2 separate regions of the Homo sapiens genome follow, and region 1 is linked to region 2. Evidence: read pairs that join two places in POLR2A ChIA-PET (ENCODE). Cell type or tissue: Panc1. All regions are shown on one strand. Each heading gives the region's core, and the rest is flanking DNA. Links, peaks and the distances in the headings are about the cores only.

The links. Peaks named below come from ENCODE experiments on the same cell type or tissue, not always from the same donor. Only the 100,000 strongest peaks of a DNase experiment are listed, where the experiment ranks them.
Region 1: POLR2A ChIA-PET joins it to region 2 with 20 read pairs; 2 of 35 experiments call an interaction of 5 or more read pairs at or near these places.

The regions. Positions count from the first base shown.
Region 1 is chr6:33,823,540-33,831,821 of GRCh38, reverse strand. No RefSeq gene overlaps it. Among named protein-coding and RNA genes, the nearest start is that of MLN, 24 kb to the right of the region's middle. RefSeq lists a silencer at 2,496-2,790. In Panc1, for the core only: no CTCF peak of the experiment used is centred there; no DNase peak of the experiment used is centred there; H3K4me3 peaks cover 425 bases; H3K27ac peaks cover 3,535 bases.
Region 2 is chr6:33,950,349-33,958,670 of GRCh38, reverse strand. No RefSeq gene overlaps it. Among named protein-coding and RNA genes, the nearest start is that of MIR1275, 46 kb to the left of the region's middle. RefSeq lists enhancers at 1-92, 93-833, 3,743-4,243. In Panc1, for the core only: no CTCF peak of the experiment used is centred there; no DNase peak of the experiment used is centred there.

The DNA of each region.
Region 1 (8,282 bases), core at 283-8,282, 130 kb after region 2:
TTTATGCACATACACCTATACATGCAGTCATAGACAGACCTACACGCTGGCCAGGCCCAGGCTTTGTATGAAGTTCAAATATGCTCTGTCTGCTCTGCTCTGCTCTGCACATAGGTATGGGGGCCTGCACTGCCCCCCGCCATGCTTGGGGCCCCCAGCAGCTGTATTGCCTGTTAAAAGTTCCTGAGCCCACCTGCCTGGGCTCTATCGGCATCCCTGCCCCTGCCATGGTCCTGCCCCCTGGTGTACCTGCTGCCTTCTCCCCAGCTCTATGGGTGGGCAGGGAGCTGGGCCTGGCCAGGAGGACACTCCTGGGGGAGCTTCCTAGAGCTACCCACAGGCTAGGGAGAGGTCTCCAGGGCTTGTCTGGGCCACTGCCCAGCCTTGGAGCAGGACGCTCCTTCCCTTGGCAGCCACTTGCTGCCTCCCTCCTTTCCCCTCAAGGTCTCTGACCGGTCAGGTTCTTTCGAAGACAATTCAGAGGAAGATTATGTGCAGGAAGTTTGCTGAGAAGAACACCTGTGGAGAGTGACGCAGGCAGGACTGGACAGACAGAGGGGCTGGGCTGCCCTGTGGTCACAGCAAAGGCCTCAGCCACCCCGGGGAGGACAGAGGAGGGGAGGAGGCCCTGCAGCCTGTCCCACATGGGGCAAGGGGATCTGCCTTCACACTGGTGCATTTACCAGCCGCTGGATGCTGGCTGTCCCCCGAAAATGCTGCAACCTCAAAGGAAGAGACCAAGGATAACCACGAGGAAGAGGAGCTCAGCTTGGCGCAGTCAGCCATTCACGTCCCCCCGTGGCTGGAGAGTGGGCACTGGGGTCCTGAAGGGAGGTACGTGGGCAGCACCTAGGTGGCCACTATAGTCTCCAAAGGATGAGGCGCCCGACCCCCTCCTGCTGTAGGCCTCACTCACGTCCCTCCTGCTGCAGTTGAAGTCTCCTCTCTTGAGTCTTTCTGCACCCTGCTCCCCGTCTGTCCGTCCCACTCCATCCCATCGCCTTATGCTGGTGTGGACGGCTCCACATTGCAGGCTTCAGATTCCCTCGCAGGAAGCCAGAGGGTGAGGCTCCCGCCAGCACCCTCTCTCTCGCCTCTCCTGATGCCCTAAGTCACCTCTGAACACAGGGGTGCTAAGTCATGGGCGAAGCGGTGAGGACACCCCCTCTGACTGAAGTCCTTCGTGAATCAGAGCAGCGGGATAGGGGCTGAGTCTGATTTGCTCTGGGCTGACAAGACAGCGGTGCGGGCTTGTGACTATCATTCAGCAGGCTCTGTGGGTGGCAGAATGACAGGATCCCCTCTTACCTCAGTCCTCTGTTGATGTCCCCACCACCCATTTACTCTCACACACACGGTGCTGGCAGGAGTAGGAGCTGAAAGCCTTTGGATTCGAAGCACACTTTTAATTTCTTCTCCAGGGAAAGTGTGAGCTAGAGAGTGCTGGCTTTGAGACGAAGGGGCTGTTCCACCTAGACTATATTTCATCTGTCCTAAGGAACACATTTGTTTCACACTTTAATATCCCTGAAATTGAAATCTGTCTAACAATTGGTGGCATATCCTAGTTTAATCAGCAGCATTTTCCCCCTTCATGGTAAAATAATGGTTCCTTTAAAAATCACTGGTATCTTAGATTTGATGAGACTGGTACTTTGCATCCACCTGGGAGGCAATGCCGACCTCTCCACCCAGGGACATGAGGGAGGCGAGGGAAGGTGACCGGAGGCTGGGCTGCTTTCAGCACCCAGGGCAGTGAGGGAGGGGAGGAGACAAGGGACTGGGCTGCTTTCAGCACCCAGGGAGGTGAGGAAGAGGAGGGAAGGAACTAGAGGCTGGGCTGCTTTCAGCACCCAGGGATGTGAGGAAGAGGAGGGAAGGAACTAGAGGCTGGGCTGCTTTCAGCACCCAGGGAGGTGAGGAAGAGGAGGGAAGGAACTAGAGGCTGGGCTGCTTTCAGCACCCAGGGAGGTGAGGAAGAGGAGGGAAGGAACTAGAGGCTGGGCTGCTTTCAGCACCCAGGGAGGTGAGGAAGAGGAGGGAAGGAACTAGAGGCTGGGCTGCTTTCAGCACCCAGGGAGGTGAGGGAGGGGAGGGGACAAGAGACTGGGCTGCTTTCAGCACCCAGGGAGGTGAGGGAGGGAAGGGGAGGGGACAAGAGGCTGGGCTGCTTTCAGCACCCAGGGAGGTGAGGGAGGGGAGGGAGGGACTAGAGGCTGGGCTGCTTTCAGCACCCAGGGAGATGAGGGAGGGGAGAGGAGGGGACAAGAGGCTGGGCTGTTTTCAGCACCCAGGGAGGTGAAGGAGGGGAGGGGAGGGGACAAGAGGCTGGGCTGCTTTCAGCATTCCCTGCATCAGGCTTTCACTGGGCAGCTTCGGGATATGGGCCCTCCCAAGGCCTCCTGCAGGCAGATGAAGAGCAGAACCATGTTTTGGAGCCAAACAGAAAATTATTTTTGGAGACTCAGGGCAGAAGTTTACCTCTGGTGCCCTGCAGACCTCAGCTGCTGGCGGCCAAGGTCCTCCTTTTGAAGCCTAAATAAAAGTAGCTGAAGCTAGTCCAGCCTCCGCAGCTGGGGCGATGACAGCGAAGTGAACGTGGGCGCGGATGTTCCAGGGAAGAGGGCTTGGGGCTGCAGCTCCAGGCGAGGCCTGTTGAAGTGTTAATGGGCACCATCTCGAAGTGAGAGAATTAGCCCCATGGGGCAGCCAAATGTAAAAAGCCTGGGAATTTAGAAAGAAAATGCTGCCCTGGAGGAGAGGCAAAATGGGAGAGCTCCGGATGCTGAGCTGAGTGGAGAAGCACGTTCTGGACCTCGTCTGGCACAAGCAGCAGGGAACCCCTGACACTGCACTCAGATGCTGGTTCTCACCGCTCCCCTAGAGGCTTGGTGAGCTCCCAGATGGCCATCTCAGCAGACTCCTGTGGGGCAGGTGGCAGGAGGATGATACTGAGATCCATGCCTCTTTCAACAAGCAGCAGAGACAGGAGAAAGCTACTTTGGCCACAGGGGCAGGGGCGGGAGCAGTTGTGAGCCAGCATCTCCAGAGGGAGACCCCAGGCAGAGAGGAGGCTGAAGGACCTGCCTGGCAATGTAGGCTGAGAGCCCCACTGTGTGAGACACTATGCTCCCTCCTCACCCCCTCCGACCTGAGCAGAAGCAAGAGGGTCTGGGAAGCCTGGTTTGCAGGAGAAGGCCAGGAGAGCAGGGCCCTGGAGCCCAAGCCCTGCAGGACGCCTGGCCAGCCCAAGCCAGCTTCGTTCATTCCTACACCTCATAAATACCTGCTGAGTAGCAAAGCAAACAGGCAAAACAGACTCCTCTGAAGGACTCTACGTTCTAGTGAGGGGAGAAATACATTAAACAAAGTAAACATAGAATGACATTGGTGCTAAGCGCCACAGAGAAAAATACAACAGAATGAGGAGGTTGGAACGAACAGGAATACCTCTTTCTACCACTTGGGCAGGGAAATCCCTCTGGACACATGTGACCAGAGACCTAAATGAAATGAGGGCAGGAGCCCTGGGGGCATCTATGGGAAGCTTCCTTCCACACAGCATGCCAAGCAGTGGTGCAAAGAGTCCTGCCAGGGCGGGACTCGGATGATCCCAGACTAACAAGCAGATCAGCGCTGGAGTGGAAGGAGGCAGTAAGCAAGAGGGACGTGGGCGCAGGGAGGGAAGTGGCATCCAACTCCACAGGGCTTTCTGGGCCATGGAAAGGACTTTGGCTTCCACTCTGAGTGGAAGGGGAGTCTATAGAAGGTTTGAGCAGAAAGGTGTGACCTGGCTTCAGTTTTAACAGGATAACAGACAGCAGGGGCAAAGGGCAGGTGGCAGGGACGCTGTTAGAAAGCCATTGTAATCTCCAAGCAAAAGATGACAGTGGCTGGATTGTGGATATATTTAGATGGCAGAGCTGATGAGATTTGCTGACAGATTGGATTCGGGATGTCTTCCAGTTATCTATTGCTATACAACAAACCACCCCCGATCCTTGGTGGCTTAAAACGACCACAGGCATTTATTTTGCTTATGAATCTGCAAAACGCAGACAGGGCTCAGTGGGGAAGGCTCCTCTCTGCACCACATGATGTCAGCAGGGTGGCCTGGGAAGCAGGATGAGTCCCGTACAGCTGGTGGGCGCAGGCTGATGCTGCAACTGGGGCTTGGCCTGGCCCATCCACCTGAGGTCTCAGCCCCTCCTCATGTGAGCCTCTCCTGGGGCTCCTGGGTTCCAAGAGCAAGCATCTCAGGAAGCCAAGGCAGAAGCTGCAGGGCTTCTTACCATCTAGCCTCAGAAATCCCAGAACATCACTTCCTACTGCCTTCTATTGGTCAAGTGAGTCGCCAAGGCTAGCCCTGATCAAGGGGAGAGGAATTAGACCCCACCATCTCTCAGCGGAGAGAACAAAGAACTTGTGGCCATCATTACTCTGCCACACAGTGTGAAAGAGGTGAGGCGAAGGTGACTGCGGGATTCTTGGCCTGAGCCACTTACGTCCTGGTGTATGCCATTAGTGAGGCAACTGCTTCTCTCTCACCTTACCCTCCAGAGGCCAAGCTGTGGGCCTTGTCCAAGCCCCCTCCCTCACAGGTCTTGTTTCTTCCTGTCAGATAAAGGGTTTGAATGGGAAGACAGTTGTCCCTTCCAGCCCTGGGACACTAGCAACAGGGCTGGGAGCAGCTTCCTTATGGGGCCCAGGAGATGAATGCCCCCTCCTCCCAGGAGCTACTCTTAGAACCTCGGGTGGGAGGCCTGAGACAGGGCTGGGGTGGCTGGCTGGGAGGCACTACAGAGCAGGGGCCTGGCCTGCAGCCGTTCCACTCAGTATCCTGCCTCTGCCTCTGGGCCAGAGCCACCCATGTGTCCTACCTACACTCAGGAAACAGGTGGACAGGCCCTGCCCATGAATGCCAGGTTCTGATTTCCAAGCCTTTATCTCTCAGGGCATGGCCAGGAATCAGGAGACCCAGAGGAAATCAGCCAAGCACCTGCCCACTGCAGCCCCACTCTGAGCCAGGCAGCCTGGGTGGAGGACTCTGACATGCTTTTCCTGATGCAGAAGAGCGCCAGGAGAGGGGGTTGCTGCCCATGGCTGTGAGCACACGGCTCCACCCAGCCTGGTCCCTCACCCTGCACAAACACCTGGGATGGCTGAAGGGTATATGTCTTCCTCCTGCAGGCAAGACTAGCAGAATAGGGACTCCCCACCCTGAAGAAAAGACTCCAGCACAAACTCTCATGTGCCCATGAATGTCCTGGGGTGTATCCTTAAAATACTGAAGCTGATTCAAAGATTCTGCGTTTCTACCCAGTCTCCAGGTGATGCCAACGCTTCTGGGCCACAGGGCAAGGGGCTGGTCTAGCCAGACCTGCGGCTTCCCAGGTGGACACCCCAGAGGACTGCAATACAGACAGCCTGGCTAGAGGGACGATTGTCCAGGCCTCGTCTCACAGATGAAATGGACAGCAGCTGTGGCACGCCAAGCACCTACAATGCTACCATCACCAGCTGGGTTCTGGAGCGAGAACACACAGGTGGATGGGCTCTGTGACCTTGGGCAAATTCCTTTGTCTCTCTGGGTCTCTTTGCTCATCTGCAAAATGGAAAGAACCCTGGAAAGTGGGAGAGAAGGAAGGGTCGGGAGAAAGGGGAGAGGAGGGATGGGGAAGAGTATTGTGCAGGAGACCTGGGGGAGCATTGAAAAGGAGAGGTGAAGGGAGGAGGGGGCAGAGAAAGAAGGGAGGGGAGGAGGGGGCAGGGCGAAGGCAGGCAGTCGGGGAACCTTGAAGGCAAGGGGACTCAACCAGAGTTGTAGCTGTGGGATGGCGCGAGAAGAAGAAAGTGAGGAAGAGTCTGGGGCTGGTTACCAGGGACGGCCTAGGTGTCATGGAGGAGGTAGGCAGAGAGGGTGGGCCCGAGGGGGATGCAGCGCTCTCCCTTCGTCCCAGGCTCTCAGGTGCCAGGGAGAAATGAAATTCTAGCTGCAACCCTTCTGGGAATCATCCTGCCTTTTCATTTATGGGGAATAAGTCGAAAAATGACTGGAGGAGGTGCCACCACATTATTATTATTATTATTATTATTATTATTATTATTATTATCATCATTATTATTATTTTGGCAATTGCCGCAAAAATGTCTCCACTGGGAGTGTAAAGCCTATCAGGATGGTTATGTAATGGCCGGATGCCTTCATCAGGCTCAGCACCCGCAAGCCTTCCTCCACAGGGCCATATTTAACCCAGGGTCTCTGCGGCCCAGACATGCCTGCAGTCCTGCAATGAGCTGCAGGGTGGAGGTAAAACACCCACCACCGGGCCTCTCTCTGGCAAGCCTGGCCCTGGTTCCACCCAGCTCCACAACACAGCCCTGAGAAGGGACACTGAGGCACAGAGACTTCTCAACCCCTTTCTGGACCACCAGACCCACTCATTTGTACTGGCTTTCCCCACCGACTCAGGGGCTTCCTGGGACCGGAGTTGACCTGGGGCCTCCTTGAAGAAAAGAGAAATGGCTCTCTGTGCTTCCTATAGTCCACTCTCCCAATGAAAACGTTCTCTTTTGATTTTTGTCCGAAACAGTTCTTTGTTGTCTAAGACTAGGAGGGGACAGAGAGGAGAGGGCGGTGGCAGTGGGAGGGGGACAGGGGTCCTTGCAGGAAACAGAGGAATGATGTCAATATGCTGCCAAGGGTAGAGGCTGTCATCAAGGGCCTTTACAAGGCACTGTGGCAGTGAGGGTGCAGTGTTACACAGGGTGTAATTCATAAGGGCCCAAACCCAGCAGTGCCTGCAGAGCTCAGCCCAGGGACTGGGGTGGCCCATGCCCTCCTCCAAGGGGGAGCAGCCCCTGCCACCCTTGGCGCACACTGTACCTTGACCTGGAGTGCCCTCTCTCTCCCGTGCAGTTATGACTTTACTCATTTCTCAAGGCCCGGCCCAGATGCCACCTCCTCTCCGGAGCCTACTCTGAGCCTTCCAGCCTAGGTCTCCCACCTTCCCCGCGCTGCCCGAAGCCAGCTCAGAAACGACATCCATGGAAGAAACCCACCATGCCCTGTGGCTGATCTGGCCTCTTTCTCCAAACACACTGGGAGCTCCTTAAGGGCAGTGCGGCCCTCGTCCTGGCTCCTGTGAAGAGCCCTTGGCAACTCCCTCTTCCTGTTTCATAGGAGGAGCCTCACAACTCCAGCACTTCCGCACCCAGCCTCCTGGCCCTAAGCACGGAGAGCCGGAGAGCCGCTGCCTCATTCCCCTTCACGGCCCTTAGCCCCCCTGGCTCTACATATTTTAGCTGTTTTTTGGTTTATTGTCTATTTCTCCTGACTAGAATGTAAACTCTGTCAGGGTGACTGTTTTTGTCTGTTTTCTTCTCTACTGTATGCCCAGCATCTGGAACAGTGCCCAGCACAGAGTAGGTGCTTAGTAAATGTTGGTTACACACAGCTCTTTACAGAGTGAATTATGCAGTAGAGTTTTTTCTTGCCTTGATCCACACACATGCAGCAACCGAAGGGAGGTGATTTGTTCTGCACTGGAAAGGGCAGGGGAGAAGGGAGGTCTTTCATACCACTTTGAGGTCTCATCCCCTTTCCTAGAAAATCTGGAAACTGATAGCATCTCTCCATAGAATTCTCTTTATCCAGAGCATAGGCCCTCAGAGAGCTCCAAGAACAAATATTTTTTTGCTCACATCTTTTTTGGAAAACATTCAGAGAACACCCTGCCTTTTTGAGAGGAGAGAAGTACAGTGACTCCCCCAGTGTCACCACTCAGCAAGTCAGTGGCCCAGCCAGAGCCACCTCCGGCGCCAGGCCAGGGCACTGGCCATGCCCACACTGGCTGTCTCTGCCACCCACTGAGGCTGAGAGAGGCAAAAGACCAGGAAAGGGGCTGACTTTGGAGTTTTGATCCAAAACTGGGGCTGGGGCTCTGGGGAAGGCCCCAGGCCTAGGAGCTTCTGCACAAATAGAGCTGGTTCTCAGGCTGGAAACCAGACCACCTGGGCCAGCGCTGTCACCTGGAGCCTTGTGAGAGCACCACCTCCTGGGATCCAAGCATGGGGTTCAGTAGGAATCTGCATTCCTAACACAAGCTGATGCTGCCAGGAGGAGGACCAGCTTTGAGAACCACTGGCTTAGAGAAAACATTCCCAGCTCTTCCTAGGCTCACGCTGGGGAATTCGACTGGGAATTAAGCTGTGTGAGGGACCTTTGCTTTGTATTTATCCACTTAGGCATTGTTATGAACATTTAAATACCTGTAGAGATT
Region 2 (8,322 bases), core at 66-8,065:
GCCTCATGCCAGGTCACGGAGCTTGGGGAGAGGGGCATGGGCCTGCCTGTTTCCCCTGCTCCCTGTCATGACCTGCACTGCTGCACCTGGCAGCCTGGCAGCCCTGCTCCCAAGGCCCTAGCAGGAAGAGTGGCTGAGGAAGAAAAGCCTGCCTTGGGGCCTGATCTCCGGGCTGGGGGCCACTGTAGGTCAACCCCAGTGCTCTGCCAGGTTCTGACCCACCAAGTGGCAACTGGTTTAATGATGTTGGCAACCAGACCCCAGGCTCATTAGGAAAGTGCACAGAGTGCTGACCCAGCCAGGCAGAGTGCCCACAGGCGACGACCCGTGAAGCTCTAGCCTGGTCCCCCATGGGGTGACAGTCTGGACCTCCTGCCAGAATTTCCTGCATCGGTGGCCGCCGCTTATGTCTCCCAGCAGCCCCGGAGGGAGGATAAGCACCTGGCTCAGCATCCCAAGCCCACCTGGGGCCCACCCCCCTCTTCCCCATTTCTTTGTACACCCAGCAGATGGGGCCTCTCACCATCCTAGGCGCGGGGTCCTCCGGCTTTCATTCCTGGTTGTGTTCTGTGGCTATGGCACTCAGGAGGTGTCAGAGACTGAAGTGCAATTTGCATTTTAATAAAGAAAGTTGTATTGCAATCATTTGCATTTAAATAAGGTGCTGTTTCCTCCTCCCTTCCTCCCCTGCTGGTGGTGGCACCTTTGGGAGAAGAAGAATCCCCAGGCCTTCCGTTCCTTGTACTCCTCCTCATCCAGCCAACTTCAGTGGGGGATGATGGGAGCGGTGGGAATCTGCCCTCCCAGTACTCGGTCTCTCCCTGCAGAGCTCTTTTGCACAGGCACACACACTCACACACACACACTCACACACACATGTATGTGCAAGTGAATATTCACATGCATCATATGCACACGCATACACAATGCACGTGTGCACACACGTGCATAAGCACATACAAACACACAGCCACCAAAGGCAATAAGATGCCCTCTTGCCTGGTGCTTCCCCAGCTACCTAACCCCTGGTAAACAGCCTGAAGAGGCTCAGGCCTGGGCGGTGACACCCCTGGACCCACTGCATCCAATTTTTGCTGAGTCCTTTCTCTGGACTCCAGTGGGGGCCCATGTAAGTCGGGGAGGGTTGGGGGAGCAGTGGCCTAGTATGAACCCTGTGTCCCTAGGAGCCCCTTCCTCACCCTGGCTGGGCTCAGAGGTGCAGGTCTGCACACTGAAGCCACCTGAGTTCCAGGCTGTCAGCTTCCTTCTTCCTCAACCAACATTTTTTTAGCCAGTGCTTTGGCTTACTGGTGGTTCCCAAGTGGCTGCCAGCTTGCTTTCCTGGCTAAAGCTCTGTCTCCTGAATCAGCACCCGCCCTCATCTCCCTCCAGAGTCCCCAGACTCTACACACTTGCAGTTTCTTCAAGACAGCACTCCCTTTACTTTTTTTTTTTTTGGGGGATGGAGTCTACGCCTCCTCTTCATCCCTGCTCCCCTTCTCCCGGGCGGTGCTGTGGCGCACAGACCCACATCCTGCACGCCTGGCGCTGTCCCTTAGGCTCAGTTTCTCCGTCTCAAAATGGGACAACCTTGCCTGCTCCTTGACTTGTGGGGATTAACCAGTCACAGAGTCACATGCTTGGCACATGGTAGAGGCTCAATAAATGAAGGCTGGTATCCCCACAGAGCCCCCAAATTCACACAGCCTGATCACACTGGGCATAGAAATTTGGCCCCAATAGAACCTCAATAGAACCTCAAGCAATAGAACCTCAGGACCGCCACAGGTTGGTTTAAGCAGACACTGTGTCATATGACTCGGTCCAACAGGAAGGAATGCAGCCTGACACACAGTAAGAAGACCTGGGTGCCATGTCACCTCACCTCTCGGAGCCTTGGATTCTCTGTCTGTAAAATAGGTGGTATAACAGGACAGTGGGAGGGGCCAATGAGCTGCTGGGCATTGGTGTGCTTGGGAGGCTGCAAGGCAGGAGGGTAGGCCCCTGACTGGCTGGAGATCCCACCCCAGAACAACAGGCAGGAAGCCCAGGCAGAGCTGGGCAGGGCCACCGGCCCTCACAGGGCCCCAGTCTCAGTGTACCTGCATGGATAGCACCCTTGTCCTCACAGCCAGCCCCAGGAAGCCGAGCTACTGTCCTATTTACAGATGAGGAAACAGGCTCCAAAGTCATTCCACCACCCCAGCCCCCTGGCGGGACGTGGAGAAGGCTGGAAGTTGTGCCCACATGAGAGGACGTGGCGGCGACAAGCCCTGTGGGCATTTGGGTGTAGAGCATTCCCGGCCAGGGCCCAGAGGCAGGAGCATGCCCCCTGTGCTGGGACAAGGAGGCTGCCAAGAGGCGCGTCCTTCGCCCTGGGGTGCCGGCAAGGCTGGTGGCCTCTCGTGTGGTTGTCCTCTATTTTCTGAGTTAGCTGTGATGGGCAAAAGGTTGGCAAGCTGGGTCTGGGGCAAAAGGTGCCCAGGGGAACGGAGAGGCCAACCTAGGACTCCCCAAGCAGGAAGGGCAAGGAAGCTACCCCCTGGGATGGGGTCTCAGTGAAGAAACAGGGAAACTCAGGCAGCAGGCCAGAACTTGGCCAGTGGAGCCAGGTTTGCCCCAGACCCTCAGGTCCCTTCCTAACGAATCATCCCAGAGGCCTTCCTGGCATTGCCATCCCCACAAATGCTTCCGGACTCACAAGGTAAGGTCTTGGAAGCATCTCCTCCCAGGAGTATGATTAGAATCCCACCTCTGCCCCCCAGAAAAGAATGTCCATGCAGGTGTGTCCCCCAGCCCAGCCTGGACGGACAGTGCTTCCCTCCCCATTTGCAGCCCCTTCCTGTGGTCCAGCCCTGGCCGGCCTGCCCAGAGCCAGTGGGGGCCCTGTTGCCCTAGCATTCGCAGACATATGTAGAGGGAGAGCTGTGCGGGGGCGCCTTTGCCTTCCTGGCTGAGGGGCCAGAGCCATGGACAAAAGCCCAGCACTCTGACCAAATCTGTAGAGTTTATTGCGCACTCACTGTGTCCCAGGCCATGAACCAAGCATACTGTTTTATATTCACAACAACCATATGAAGCAGATGTGATTGTGTCCCATCTTGCAGATGAGGAAACTGCGGCTCTGGGAGGTTATAGAAGGCACCCAAAGCTCCACATTGAAGATGTGATGGAGCCAGGTTCAAACTCAGGGCAGATGGACACAGGCTCTGCCCTCACTGATGAGCTGAGTCTGTTCTGTGCTGAGTCCCTCCTGCTTCCTTCACCTTCCCTTCCTTCCACTGCCATTGATTGAGCTCCAACTTTGCGTTGGGCCCTCTCTGCACACAGTATAATTGCAGACAGGGAACCCTCCCTGTTGCTCTGCCATGGGCTCTTCCCCTCTGGTGTCCGGGGAAGCCTATGGACCCCTTCTCAGAATAGCATTTTTAAGTCCGCAAAATAAAATAGCTAAGATTCAAAGGAAACCAATTATATTAAAATACAGCTATCAAAATATTAGGAAAAAATGGTACTGGAGCAATATATGTGCTTCTTTATTAATGCACTAAAAGAATGAAATTGCGTAGTGGGGCTATCTAAAACCACATCATCTCAAAGTAGGGTTGAGCATGAGTGAGACTTCAAGTTTTCTGCTGCAATTATAATATCATTGAAACGATCTGCACTTTCTATGGGTGACAAAGTCCCAGATTCTGGGACCACCTCTGTGGTTTGTTGCTAATGCATGCAATGGAAACAGGTGCTACGTTCAAATAAAGAGGAGTGAAAATAATGATGTGATTCTTCCCTGTCCACATTCCCAGGCCCCCGGAATTCTATCCAGGGATCTGTAGGGGATCCACAGACCCCAGGTACTACCACTGCTCCAAGGGGTGTAGATGTGGGGAAGACAAAGGAAGAGGAGGGCAGGGAAGGGGCCAGTCCCTGAACAGGAAGTGAGAGAGGGAGGCCATGGCGCTGGGGGAGGAGTAACCAGTGGAGGGAGGTGAGGAGGCCAGCATGGCAGGCACGTGTGAATGGGGAGAGGGTGGTGGCTGGGAGTTTACAGAATGTCTGGCCATGCTAAAATTGTGGATTCAGGCTAGGAATGACAGCCTTGGGACCATGGAGACCAGAGCAGGGATGTGGTCTGATTGATGATCTCAGAGGGTCCCTCCCTAGAGGACAGCCTGTGGGGCAAAGGCGGAGGCAGGGGACCAGTGAGGGGTGATTGCTGTCCTCCAGGCCCCAGCTAGGATGGCAGCAGTGCAGCAAAGTGGTCAGATTTTGGGCACTTTTTTTTTTGAGATGGAATCTTGCTCTGTCCCCAGGCTGGAGTGCGGTGGCACGATCTCAGCTCACTGCAACCTCCGCCTCCCAGGTTCAAGTGATTCCCCTGCCTCAGCCTCCTGAGTAGCTGGGACTATAGGCACGCACCACCACGCCTGGCTAATTTTTTTGTGTGTTTTGGTAGAGATGGGGTTTCAACATGTTGGTCAGGATGGTCTTGATCTCCTGACCTCGTGATCCACCCACCTTGGCCTCCTAAAGTGCTGGGATTACAGGCGTGAGCCACCGTGCCCAGCCAGATTCGAGGAACTTTTTAAAAAATGGCTTTATTGAGATATAAATCACATAGCCTACAATTCACCCATTTAAAGTGTATAATCCAATGGTTTTTAGTATGTTTGCAGAGTGCAAGCATCACCACAATCAAATTTAGGGCATTTTCATCAGAAAGAAACCCCACAACCATCAGCGGTCATTCCCAATTTCTACTCCCCACCCCAACCCTGAAACCTTTCCTCTCCCTCACATCCTCTGGCCGCAGGCAATCACTGATCATTGAATACTTTCTGTCTTTGTACGTTTGCCCGATTCTGGACGTTCCCCCCTCTTATCTAACGGTAATTATATATCCTTTGATCAGCCTCCTCCCATTCCCTCTCCCCCAGGTCACCCCAGCCTCTGGTAACCAAACTCCACTTTCTATGTCTATGAGAATGACTTTTTAGATTCCACACATGAGAATCACGTGTCTTTCTGTGCCTGGTTTATTCCACTTAACATAGTGTTCTCCAGGTTCATCCATGCTGTCACAATGACAAGATTTCCTTCTTTTTTATGGCTGAATAGTACTCCACAGTGTGTATGTACCAATTTTCTGTATCAGTTCATCTGATGAAGGACATTTAGTTTGATTCCATGTCTTGGCTATTGTGAATAGTGCTGCAATAAATATTTGAGTGCAGATATTTTTTCAGCATGCTGATTTTATTTCCTCTGGGTACGTTCCCAGTAGTGAGATTGCTGGATCATATGGTAGTTCTATTTTTAATACGTTGAGGAACCTCCATACTGCTTTCCATAATGGCTGTTCTAATTTACATTTCCACCAACAGTGTGCTAGGGTTTCCTTTTCTCCACATCCTTGCCAACACTTGTTATCTTTTGTCTTTTTGATAATAGCCGTTCTCACAGGAGTAAGGTAATATCTCTTTGTGGTTTTGATAGGCAAAAGACCTGAATAGACATTTCTTAAAAGAAGACATCCAAATGACCAACGGGTATATGAAATCATGCTCAACATCACCAATCATGGGGAAAATGCACATCAAAACCACAATGAGACACATTTTAAAGATAGAGCCAGCAGGATTTCTGATGGGTCGAAGGTGCAGGATGAGGAAAGGAGAGGCACGTGTCCTGCTCCAACCCTGGACCAGCGGCTGGCTCTGGGCAGCTGGTCCCTGCTGTGACAATGGAGCTCTGGTTCCGCTACCTGCCCCCAGCCTGAGAGGTGCCCTGTGGAAGCTGAGGCAGGAGGAGGGACAGCTATGGAGCACCCAACAGGGACCAGATGGCAAGCTCACTTCCTGACTTTTCAAAGCCACTGCACTCTTTCACATCTGTCATTATTGTCTTTTACACCAAGGCTTCCAGGAAACCTTCCTGCTGCCTCGAACACAGTATTGGCTTCGCTACATGACTTTCTTTGCAAAAACACAGGAATTCCCTCAAGAAATTTACTTATCTGCTCTGTGGACCTGGGATGTCCTCTAGTTACTCTCACTTCCTGGGTGACTCGAGAATGTCCTTGGCAACCCCAAACACAACCTTTTTCCTCCAGGAGCATTTCCAAAGGCAGCTGCAAGACCAGGAGGCTTTGTCTCAAACTGAAAAATAAGCCGCCTTTAGCAGATTCTCAAAAAATGTTTGTTGATTGAATGAAAGAGGTGAATAGGGGTGAGGAGAGAAAGACAATTTCTGAGCTCCCTCTGAGTCCCTTCTCTTTGATTTGCTTTGAAGTTCCAGAATATCAGACATGTCCATGGTCCCATATAAGAGCAGGAAACTGTCCCAGGTCCAGGTGCTGAGGCTCAGCACCATTTTGGGTGGTCGTCCTTGTCCTGCCCCAACACAAGTGGGTCGTGGGGCAGCCAGTGGTCCCCCCTTGTCTGTCTCTCTGCTCGCACCCACCCACACCTGCCCCTCAGCCTGGCTCTCTGTCCCTTATGGGCCATGCTTTGTGGCCATTTGGTTCTCTGGTGGAACAGGGTCTGGCACCCCCATTTTTTGAGCTGGACGGAGTTCAGCTCCCAGTCCTCCCTCCCCTGAGGAGTCATATCCCAAGGAAGTTCCCTTTAGAATGCCCAAGACATCCCAAAGTGCTAAGGCCTAGATCAGAGATTGGCAAACTATGGCCCATGGGTCAAATCGGGGCCACTACGTATTTTTATATGGTCTGAGAGCTAAGAATGGGTTTACATCTTTAAATGGGTGAAAATGAATCAAGATAAGAATAATATTTTGTGACGTGAAATTATATGAATTTCAAATTTCGGCATCCATAAATAAAGTTTTCTTGGGACACAGCCGCACATTTGTTACGTATTGTCTCTGGCTGCATTCGCCCTGCATGCGCAGATTAGGCGGCTGTGATGCAGGCGGTGTGGTTGGCAGAGCTCAGTCACGTGCTATTCGGCCCTTTGTAGCACAAGCTTGGGGGCGCCTGGCCCAGAGCACGTGCGGCCCGTGGCACCTGCACCACCTGCTCCTAAGAGTGACTTGGGTTGTGGAAGTGAGTTCCTTAGACCCTTGAGGCATGAGTGTTTTCCCACCTGTAATCCTGCTTCCCGCTGAGGTCGGTCTGAGGGTTTGAGGATTTCATGAGATTGGCTTGTGCCATGAGTGGCCCCAGTGGCTCAGAGCGGTGCCTTTCGGTAGCTCATGCTGCAACCCCTGAGACTTGCCCTTAACAGGCAATGCTGCCCCCAGGCAGGTGGGCCCCTCTCCTGCATGAGAAGTCAAGTTACAGGGACCACGGCAGGTGAGGAGGGCAACCTGGCAAGGGAAATGGAGTCACATGGCTCATCCTAAGAGGCCAGTGACTGGAGATAGCTCCTTACCTTAGACGGGTGAGGAGACCCATCAGGGTGGGCCACTGCCCGGCCCAAGGGGCATGGAACACATGGTCCAAAGAGCACTGTCTTGGTCGGCCCAGGGGCCTTGGGCAAGTTCCTGCCCTCCCCTGGGTGTGTCCTCATTGGCGACTCGGCAGGGGTGGGCTTGCAGCCCCCACCTCCCCCAGTCTGAGGCCAAGTGGCCCTCACCAGCACTCTCCTCCCTGGCATCTTCATATCACCTCTCAGGCATTCATCAGCCCTAACCACCAGCCTCCAGGGCAGGGCCATCTGGGTGTGGCTGGGCCCAGGGGCCCTGGAACTGCTTGAACTCGTGGAGGCAAGGGGGTTGAATCCCTCCCTCTCACCTCCCACTGTGGCTTTATTAATTGTTTATATTGGAGTCTGTTAATTGGCAATAACCAGCATGCTGAAGTGTCTTTTAATCACCCCCTCTCAGGGCCCTGAGGCTGTGAAGAATTGGTGGATTCAATAAAGCAAGAAGGAATTAGCACCCCCCATCCTCTTCATTATCACAGTTAGATAAACTGCCAACACCTGTCATGCAAATGAGCAGGAAAGAAAACCCAGCCCCTCCTCCTGGCCCTGCCAGGAACTTCCCTGGGTGAGGTAAGATGCAGGCCAGGCTATGACAGGCATTGCACACACACACACACACACACACACACACACACTCACACACAGGCATACAGACCCACAGACTCACCTCCTGTGCCGTCCTGACCACACTCACTCACTCACTTAATAGGCGTTTCTTGAGCACCTACTATGTGCCTGGTGCTGAGGAAACTGCAGTTTATCAGGGGACCCAGACCCTAGAGGACAATGACAGAGGCCTCTACAGGGTGCTGTGGGGGCCAGAGGGACAAGGACTCTCTTTTTGGGATGCAGGGAAGGGAGTGAGGGGAGGTTCTGT